Linked DNA regions of Homo sapiens: region 2 is linked to region 1. Evidence: chromatin contacts called from ENCODE Hi-C or POLR2A ChIA-PET data. All regions are on one chromosome and are shown on one strand. Each heading gives the region's core, a stretch centred on a gene start or an enhancer-like site at or near the end of the contact. The rest is flanking DNA. Distances are from core to core; before and after follow the strand shown.

Region 1 (4,328 bases), core at 1,029-3,528:
TGAATGCTGGGGCCACCTCTCCCCTCATGCCTGCCATCCACACCCCGCTCCAGGTCTGCTTTTAGGCCCCAGTCCCTGCCCCATCTAGTGTGTTCTTCCAGCCTCCCTCCACCTACTCTCCCAGCACCTCTGTGATGTTGTGAAATATCTATTTGGTCTTTGTCCTTGTTTAGTGACATACAACTCCTGAAATCCTCAGAATCTCCGTGGTGCTCTTTCTGTGCGCTGGTGTTGACTGATAGCTTCCGGGTGGCGCTGGTCACTGGAAAGACCAAGGCAGGATTAGCGGGTTAGAACTTTCAGCCCCACCCCCAACCGCGGGGAGGGGAGAGGTCCAGAGGTGGAAGGTCAAGTTGATTGCCAGTGGGGTAATCAGTTATGCCTACTTAACAAGGGCTCCATGTCAACCCTAGAAGACAGGACTTGGAGAGCTTCTGGACAGCTGAATAGGAGGGAGTGCCTGGAGGGCAGCACCGTGTCCCTCTCCCGTACCTCACCCTAAAGGTCTCTTCATCTGTGTCCTTTGTAACAACCTTTATAATAAACTAGTGAATGTAAGTGTTTCCCTGAGTTCTGTGAGCTGCTCCAGCAAATTCATTGAACCCAAAGCAGGGGTTGTGGGAACCCCAACTTGAAGTTGGTTGCTGAGAAGTTCCAGAGGCCTGGACTTCTGACTGGTGTCTGGAGACGTGGGGGGCTTGTGGGATCTGAGCTATCTCCAGGTAGATGTCTCCCGGTGTCGGGATTGAATTGGAGGACACCCTGCGGGCGCCCGCTGCAGAATGGATTGCTTGCTGCCGGGAGAAACCCCCGCATCTTCTGGGTCGCAGATCCTGTGCCGATTGCGGTGCTGGCGTCAGAGCAGAGGAAAACGTGGTATGAGAGTTTTTCCAAAGAGTCCAGACACGCTTCCAGGCCCTCTCAGCCACCCCCACACCGTCCCTACCATTCCCACCTGGCCCGCTGCTGCCTGTGCCCCAGGGTTTCCGGGCACTCCGAGCTTCCCTGGCAGGCAACAAAGCTCTCATCCCTGGATCTTGCGGATCTCGCGCCCGGGCTGGAATGCCTGTGCTGCCCTCCCCTGCCTGGCGGGTGGGGTCGGTGCTCAGGAGCGGGTGGGGCCTGCCGGTCTCCCTAGCCCACCACCAGGTTTCCTCTGTATCCCCGCAGCACTTGGCAAGGTCCAGGGGCTTCCGTGGGGAGCGAGATTGTTTTGGATCCCGCCAGGGGAGCCCACTGAGAGGAGCCTGCATCTCCTATCACGTGAAGCCCGCAGGGGCCACAGCACCTCCTTCCTGTGGTCCCTAGCTGCGGGCGTTGGCGTTCCCCACCCATGGGGCCCGGCCTCATTTCCTCTTCCTCTTCATTCCCGGTCCCACTCCCAGGAAATGGTGAGGGATTGCTCAGACCAGATGGGAAGAAGTGAGACGAGCGGCAGCTGACGCCCATGCCCTGTTCTGTGGCCCGTGACTGAGGTCCAGCCACACAGAACCCCGCGTCCTTGATAGCTTGTCAGCTGCTGGGACGGGGGCTGTTCTTGTGGCCAGGATGTGTGTGGTGGTCAGGCCAGGGCAGGATGGGGCCCAGGCCTGCAACCCCAGCTCTTCAACCTGGAGTCCTAGCGAACACTGACCTACGTTGGGACAGGGCTGCCTCTTGCCCAGGGGGCTGCAGTTGGCCCCTTGGTGGCATCTGGGAGTGTGTGGGAGTGCCTTCTGTGCTGTGGGCCTCATCCCCAGGGCTCTACCTCCAGCCTGAGCTGCTCTGGCATTTGCCTAAGAAGCATCTGTATCGAAACTGGCTTTGAAAACTTCACAGTGGAGCTTCCCTGGGCTGGAATTCTCTGTTTGTCGCTCGCCCCCGCCTCCAGCATCCCCAAGTGGCCTGGGCTCTGACTGCCACTGTCAGGCCACGGTCCTGTGGGATCCAACCCTGAGCCATCTCTGGGGGTCCCCTCATCTTCTCCACCCTCCCGGTCTAGACTCTGCCTTCCTTTCTCCCTGGCTTCTCTGTCCCAACCCTTCCTCCTCCAGGGCCACCAGGGGGATTTTTGTAAACGCAGATCTGATCGGGTCACCTGCCTAGACTTTCCTCCTACCCCGTGTGGGGACACCCGCCTCTTAGCGCATCCCAGCCCCTCAGCACTGCCAGGGCCGCCCAGCTCGCCTTCGCCCACTCTTGCCTCCACATCTGAGGGGCACCGTCCCCACCCACAGGCTGCCTCCACACCTTTCCGCCCCTTCCACAGCAGCAGGCACAGCCCTGCCCGTGGGGTTCCCCTAGCACTTCCCCAGCTGCCGTGGTTGACAGCCTTCTCTCAAGCCGCCTCTCCCTGGCACAGAGGCGGCACCTCAGTGGAGGTCTGTCATGTGACTAACTGCAGGACGAGGGAGCCGCGGTCGTATGCTGCCTCCTCACGTTTGCTGTGACCTGGGACAGGAGCGGTCCCCAGGAAGGGAGGCACGGTGTCGGGGTTGGTGTTGGCCGTGTTAAAATGTCATCAATGAGGCTAAATGTGTGTTCTGTCTTTGTACATGAAAGAGAGTTTGTTTTCAAATCCGGTTGTTTGGGAAAATCACATTCCCCTCTGAAGAAGCGAGACGTGCAGAGGCCTCGTGACTCAGGCTGTCAGGCCTGGAGTTTGGTGCTGGAGTTTTGTGCTGGAGTTTGGTGTTGGAGTTTGGTGTTGGAGTTTGGTGCTGGAGTTTGGTGCTGGAGTTTGGTGCTGGAGTTTGGTGCTGGAGTTTGGTGTTGGAGTTTGGTGTTTGGGGATGGCAGGTGGTGTTACTAGTGGCAGCCTTGCCGGGGTGGCCTGTGTCTCCAGGACTCGTGGGAGGGCCCTGGTACTAGAAGTGGCCGAGTGCCCTGAAGTCCCAGACCTGCGTGGGTCCTGCCTGTGCTCAGGGACCCTCTGGAGCCTCTCTCGGAGGTCCTCGCTGTCCCAGGATGAAGGGAGATGGAGCAGCAACAGCAGCCAGCAGCTGTGGGGTTGTGTTCCGCCCCGAGGCTGGGGTGAGCTGCTTGTCTGCTGGAGCGAAGGGGCCAGCTGCCCCGCTGGGGCCCCTCCTGCCCCGTTCTCCAGTGAGGATCTACTTCCTCCCACATCCATGCTACCTCCCACCTGCCTCCTGGCTAGAAATTAGCTCAGGGTGCCACACTCTTGACAGACGGCCCGCCTCCCAGCCCTGGCCGCCTTCCTCTTCCTGTGGGCGCCTTCAGGGGGTTTGCTGCCAGGGACGGATTTGGGGGTTTCTTGGAGCTCCCATGGAGTGAGGACATAGGCTGCTGTTGGGTGTTCCTGGCTGAACACTGGTCAACTGGCAGGAACTGCCCTCCCTGGGAAGGCTGCTGGGGCTGTGGCGGGGTGGGGGTCTGCAAGCCTGTAGCCATTTAAAGGGCCCCTCCTCACATGTGGTAGAGCCAGAACTGTGCCCTGTGGCCAGAGGGCACGGTGGTCACATGCGTCAGATGACATATCAAGATAACATTTTGGGGAAATAGAAATCGCTTATACTCATTACTCATTCGCACATAGCTTTTTTTTTTTTTTTTTTTTTTTTTTTTGTGGGATGGAGTCTCGCTCTGTCGCCAGGCTGGAGTGCAGTGTGCAGTGGTGCAATCTCGGCTCACTGGAAGCTCTGCCTCCCGGGTTCACACTACTCTCCTGCCTTAGCCTCCTGAGTAGGTGGGACTACAGGCGCCCGCCACCACACCTAGCTAATTTTTGGATTTAGTAGAAATGGGGTTTCACCATGTTAGCCAGGATTACAGGTGTGAGCCACCGCACCTGGCTGCTTTTTTTTTTTTTTTTTGAAATATTTGGCCGGGCGCGGTGGCTCACGCCTGTAATCCCAGCACTTTGGGAGGCCGAGGCGGGTGGATCACGAGGTCAGGAGATCGAGACCATCCTGGCTAACACGGTGAAACCCCGTCTCTACTAAAAATACAAAAAAAAAAAAAAAATTAGCTGAGCGTGGTGGCGCGTGCCTGTAGTCCCAGCTACTTGGGAGGCTGAGGCAGAAGAATCACTTGAACCCGGGAGGCAGAGGTTGCAGTGTGCCGAGATCGTGCCACTGTATTCCAGCTTGGGTGACAGAGTGAGACTCCTTCTCAAAAAAAAAAAAAAACAAGAAAGAAATATTTGCTTTGGAGCAGGAACAGAGTGAGACCCTGTCTCAAAATGAATGAATGAGGCATGGCCCAATGGCTCACGCCTGTAATCCCAGCACTTTGGGAGGCTGAGGCGGGCGGATCACGAGGTCAGGAGTTCGAGATCAGCCTGGCCAACATGGTGAAATCCCATCTCTACTAAAAATACAAAAAAATTA
Region 2 (4,328 bases), core at 276-2,775, 270 kb before region 1:
CAACAGTCAGAATAATCAGTCCCTCTGCCCCCTGAGGGGCTGGATCCCTGAATGAGTTTTTCAATAAAATACAGGACACACACCCCTAGACCCGCCTCAGTCCCATCGGCAGGCCCTGGTTACCTGAATCCCGGACAGGTGCAGAGCCTGCCCCTGCCAACCCCACCCAAGGCCCAGAACCCAGCCCACAACGCCTTCCAAGCCTAAAAGTGCATCTTCGATTACAAGCATCTGTAAACAAAATCGTCCCCCAAACGTGTACTTACAAGGTTAACAATGAATGCCTTTGCTTAACTCCAATTACACTCTTTGAAGCCACTTAGCCGAGCAGATGCTTAAGCCCCACCTATTAATTTGGGTAACTGGTTTTCAATTTCTTTTTTTTTATTCTGCAGATTAAAGACACTCAATCTTTAACCTTGAAGGGCAGGCAAAAGGTCGGCTATGCTGTCAACATAGAAGTCAGGGACCATTTTCTTCTTAGACACGCAGTCACTTTCCTGATTATTCTTCACATCCCCTAGAGTGGAGACTCCGGTGAGGGTCAGGATGGTCTTCAGGCCACAGGTGGCGCCTAGGAGGATGTCTGTGTCCAGGCGGTCTCCCACCATGACGGTGCGCTCGGGGTTGATGCCGTATTCCTGGGACACGCAGTCGAAAATGAAGCGGCTGGGCTTCCCGATGATGTCGGCCTGGCGCTGGGCGGCCATCTCCACGGCTCGGACCAGACACCCGGTACCTGCGGGGCACAGGGGACCGGGTCAAAGGGCAGGGAGGGGGCCCGCCGCCCGCCCCCCAGCCTCCCGCCCCAGGGCGCACGGACCCGCGATGAAGCGGCCGTTCTCAAGCGGAAGCCGGTTGTCCATGTTGGTGCCCACGAGCAGGCAGCCGGGCTGCTGCAGGTAGCGCAGGGCCTTGGTGAGCTTCATGTAGCTGAAGTGCGGGTCAAAGCCCACCACCACCGCGCGCACGTCGGGCTCCAGCGGCGCGTGCAGCCAGTCGCCGGGACCCTCGCCCTGCAGTGGCTCGGGCCCCACGCCCACGCTGGCGACGCCCACGGCCTCCAGCTCCGCGGCCAGGGCTGGGCTGCCCAGCACGTAGGCCTTGGGCGCGGGGGCGCCGGCCAGGCGCTGGCGCAGGTAGAGCGCGGTGCAGTAGGCCGTGCCGAAGACCTCCAGGCTGGCGCCGGGCCCCGCGGGGCCGCCGAAGCCCAGGCGCCGCAGCTTCTCGGCGTAGGCAGCGCGGGTCTTGCTGCTGTTGTTGGTGATGAAGCCCAGGCGCTTGCCGCGGGCTCGCAGCGCCCGCAGGGCCTCGGGCGCGCCAGGCACGGCGGTCTCCCCGCGCCACAGCACGCCGTCGCAGTCGAACAGCAGCGTGTCCACGTCGGCCAGCAGCGCCTGTGCCCGCTCGGCGCTCAGCCGCACGCAGCGGGCGTCGTCGCCACCGGCCTCCGCCGCCGCCATCGCCGCCCGCCGGCCGCCGCCGCCCGCCGGCCGCTCCTCGCAGCCGCCCGCCGCGGCGCCCTCCCCGCCCCCGGGGCGCTCATTGGCCCAGCGCCTCGCGCCCGCCGCCCATTGGCCTGCACCTTCGCCAATCCGCCCCCGCCTCCCGCGGGCTGCGGGAGCTCAGCGCCAATCGGTGAGGCCCGGCGCGGGGAGAGGGGCGATCATTGGCTACCGGCCTTGGGACGCCCCGGTGATTGGCTGGCAGGGCTCCAACCGGCATTCGGAGTGAAGCGCTCGCTGCGGAAATGCGCCAGAGGGGAGAGCAGCGCAGGCGCAAGGCCGCTGTTCCCGGGCTGCCGCGGGCCGCTCACCCATTGGAAGCGAGTGGTCAGCCTAGGTGACGAGGCCCTTCACGGAGTGACCCGGGCCAGGCCGGCTGTCCATTGGCCGGTCTCTCCCGCGGGCATGGGCGGGGCTCTCGCAGGAGCGCCGCGGGAGGGGGCCGGGGCACCTTCGTCGGCCGTGCCCGTGCCTCTGTGCCGTGGACGCGCTCGGGACACGGGGCCACCACGTGGGTCGCTTACCGGCCAGTCCCGCGAGCCAGCCCGGGGCTCCTTCCCCGGCAGGCGTGAGTACGCGCCTCAGTCCTTTGCAAAAACGCGTTCCCGGTTCCTTGGAGGTAACACGAACCAGCCATTACCAGGCTGGGGGATTAGGGTCTAAGGACACTGTCTAGAACCTGGTACTCAGTGATTGCTCGCCGTCATCGTCATCAATTATTAGGTATTTAATTGAGGCAAAACATTACAGTAAAGGGCATGAAAACCGTGCAGCTCGATGGAAGTTTTACATTTATTATTATTTTATTTACTTATTTATTTACTTTTTGAGACGGAGTCTCGCTCTGTCGCCCAGGCTGGAGTGCGGTGGCGCCATCTCGGCTCACTGCAAGCTCCGCCTCCCGGGTTCACGCCATTCTCCTGCCTCAGCCTCCCGAGTAGCTGGGACTACAGGCGCATGGCACCACGCCCGGCTAATTTTTTGTATTTTTAGTAGAGACGGGGTTTCTCCGTGTTAGCCAGGATGGTCTCGATCTCCTGACCTCGTGATCCGCCCGCCTCGGCCTCCCAAAGTGCTTGGATTACAGGCGTGAGCCACCGCGCCCGGCCTTTTATTTTTTTAATTATTATTTTTTGAGACGGAGTCTCTTGCTCTGTTGCCCAGGCTGGAGTGCAGTGGCGCGATCTCGGCTCACTGCAAGCTCCGCCTCCCGGGTTCACGCCATTCTTCTGCCTCAGCCTCCTGAGTAGCTGGGACTACAGGCGCCGGCCACCACGCCTGGCTAATTTTTTTGTATTTTTTAGTAGAGACGGGGTTTCACCGTGTTAGCCAGGATGGTCTTGATCTCTTGATCTCGTGATCCGCCCACCTTGGTCTCCCAAAGTGCTGGGATTACAGGCGTGAGCCATGGCGCCCGGCCGGAAGTTTTACATTTTTACATGTATATATATATTTTGCGACAGGGTCTTGCTCTGTCCCCCAGGCTGGAGTGGAGTGGCTAGATCACAGCTCACTGTAGCCTTATCACAGCTCACTGTATCCTTGACCTCCTAGGCTCATGTGATGCTCCTACCTAAGCCTCCAAAGTATTTGGGACCAGAGGTGTGTGCCACTACGCCTAATTTTTTTTTTAATTTAAATTTTTTGTAGAGACGGAGTCCCACTATGTTGGCCAGGCTGGTCTCCAACTCCTGGCCTCCAGTGATCCTCCTGTCTTGGCCTCCCAAAGGGCTAGGATTACAGGCGTGAGCTGCCGCACCCAGCAGATTTTTTTACATATGTATATGCTTGTGTAAACATAACCCAGACCAAAGTATAAAGTATTTCCAACACCCCAGGAAGTTCCCTCTTGTTCCTATCCAGTCAATAGCAGATAGCACATTGCTGACTACTTTTCTGACTCCTATCACCATAGAGTCACAACCAAGCCTCCGGACTGCTTTATACTTGGGATTATACGGTATGTGCTTCTGGCTCTTGCTTCTACGGTTTAACATAATGTTTGTGAAATTCATCCTGGCTGGGTGCTGTGGCTCACACCTATGATCCCAGCCCTTTGGGAGGCCGAGGCGGGCAGATCACCTGAGGTCAGAAGTTGGAGACCAGCCTGGCCAATATGGTGAAACCCCATCTCTGCCAAAAGTACAAAAATTAGCCGTATGTGGTGGCACATGCCTGTAATCTTAGCTACTTGAGAGGATGAGGCAGGAGAATCGCTTGAACCTGGGAGGCGGAGGCTGCAGTGAGCCGAGATTGCACCACTGCACTCCAGCCTGGGCAACAGAGCAAGACTCCTATCAAAAAAAAAAAAAAAAAAAAAAAAGATGACTTTGACTTTGAGCAGAACTGGATTTGACAAGAATCACACTCTGCTTTTACCACAGAGCAACAGGTAGTTGATTTGAGACAACGGCTGGAATGGGAACTGTTGATGATACCCAGCCATGGGCCATCTTCTCCCACACTTGCCCGGCTGCCTTGGCTTCCTGGGCACTCTGTGAGCACCTAGGCCGCTGCACCGCTCCTTCCCTGCATTACCTCCTCAGAGTCACAGGACAGGCCTGAGAGGCAGGGATTATTCACATCTCCATTTATAGATGGCCAAACTGAGCCACCGAGAGTCGCCGGCTGGACAAGGTTGAGTTGGGATTAAACTCAGTCAACCCCAAAGCTGAGCTCTGCCCCATCTGGTCGGCTTAACGTCCTCAGAATATGCCTGTATGTGTGCAGGTAGGAGGGGAGGCATGGTCACTTGTGGGGAAGGTCCTGGCGGAGGCTGGGAGGAAAGTGCGCTTTATAGGAGAGGACTGACTTTGGGAACAG

What was found. A loop is a pair of places that touch in the nucleus more often than their neighbours do. ChIA-PET counts read pairs that join two places held with the same protein, here RNA polymerase II (POLR2A). Pooled maps may share reads with other maps.
Region 2: a loop to region 1 is called in a pooled map, with 3 times the contacts of the local background. The contact joins the promoter of PGP here to the enhancer-like site in region 1. A Hi-C loop is called at or near these places in 6 of 37 single-sample maps with no recorded cell type and 10 of 50 pooled maps. POLR2A ChIA-PET finds 5 or more read pairs at or near these places in 7 of 52 experiments (A673, B cell, CD4-positive, alpha-beta T cell and 4 more).

What each region holds. Positions count from the first base shown.
Region 1 is chr16:2,484,958-2,489,285 of GRCh38, forward strand. All of the region lies in intron 1 of TBC1D24 (TBC1 domain family member 24), which reads left to right. Among named protein-coding and RNA genes, the nearest start is that of TBC1D24, 12 kb to the left of the region's middle. Within about 2 kb of position 2,279, at least 13 of the 41 ENCODE cell types and tissues checked have a DNase peak (open chromatin) inside an H3K27ac peak, as active enhancers do; they include B cell, where a contact is called at or near this core.
Region 2 is chr16:2,213,315-2,217,642 of GRCh38, forward strand. PGP (phosphoglycolate phosphatase) reads right to left here and starts at 1,526. Exons shown (of 2, transcript NM_001042371.3): 1 at 824-1,526; 2 at 1-739. The coding sequence starts at 1,463. The coding sequence ends at 414. RefSeq lists enhancers at 1-61, 483-612, 1,634-1,928 and silencers at 1,053-1,102, 1,443-2,102.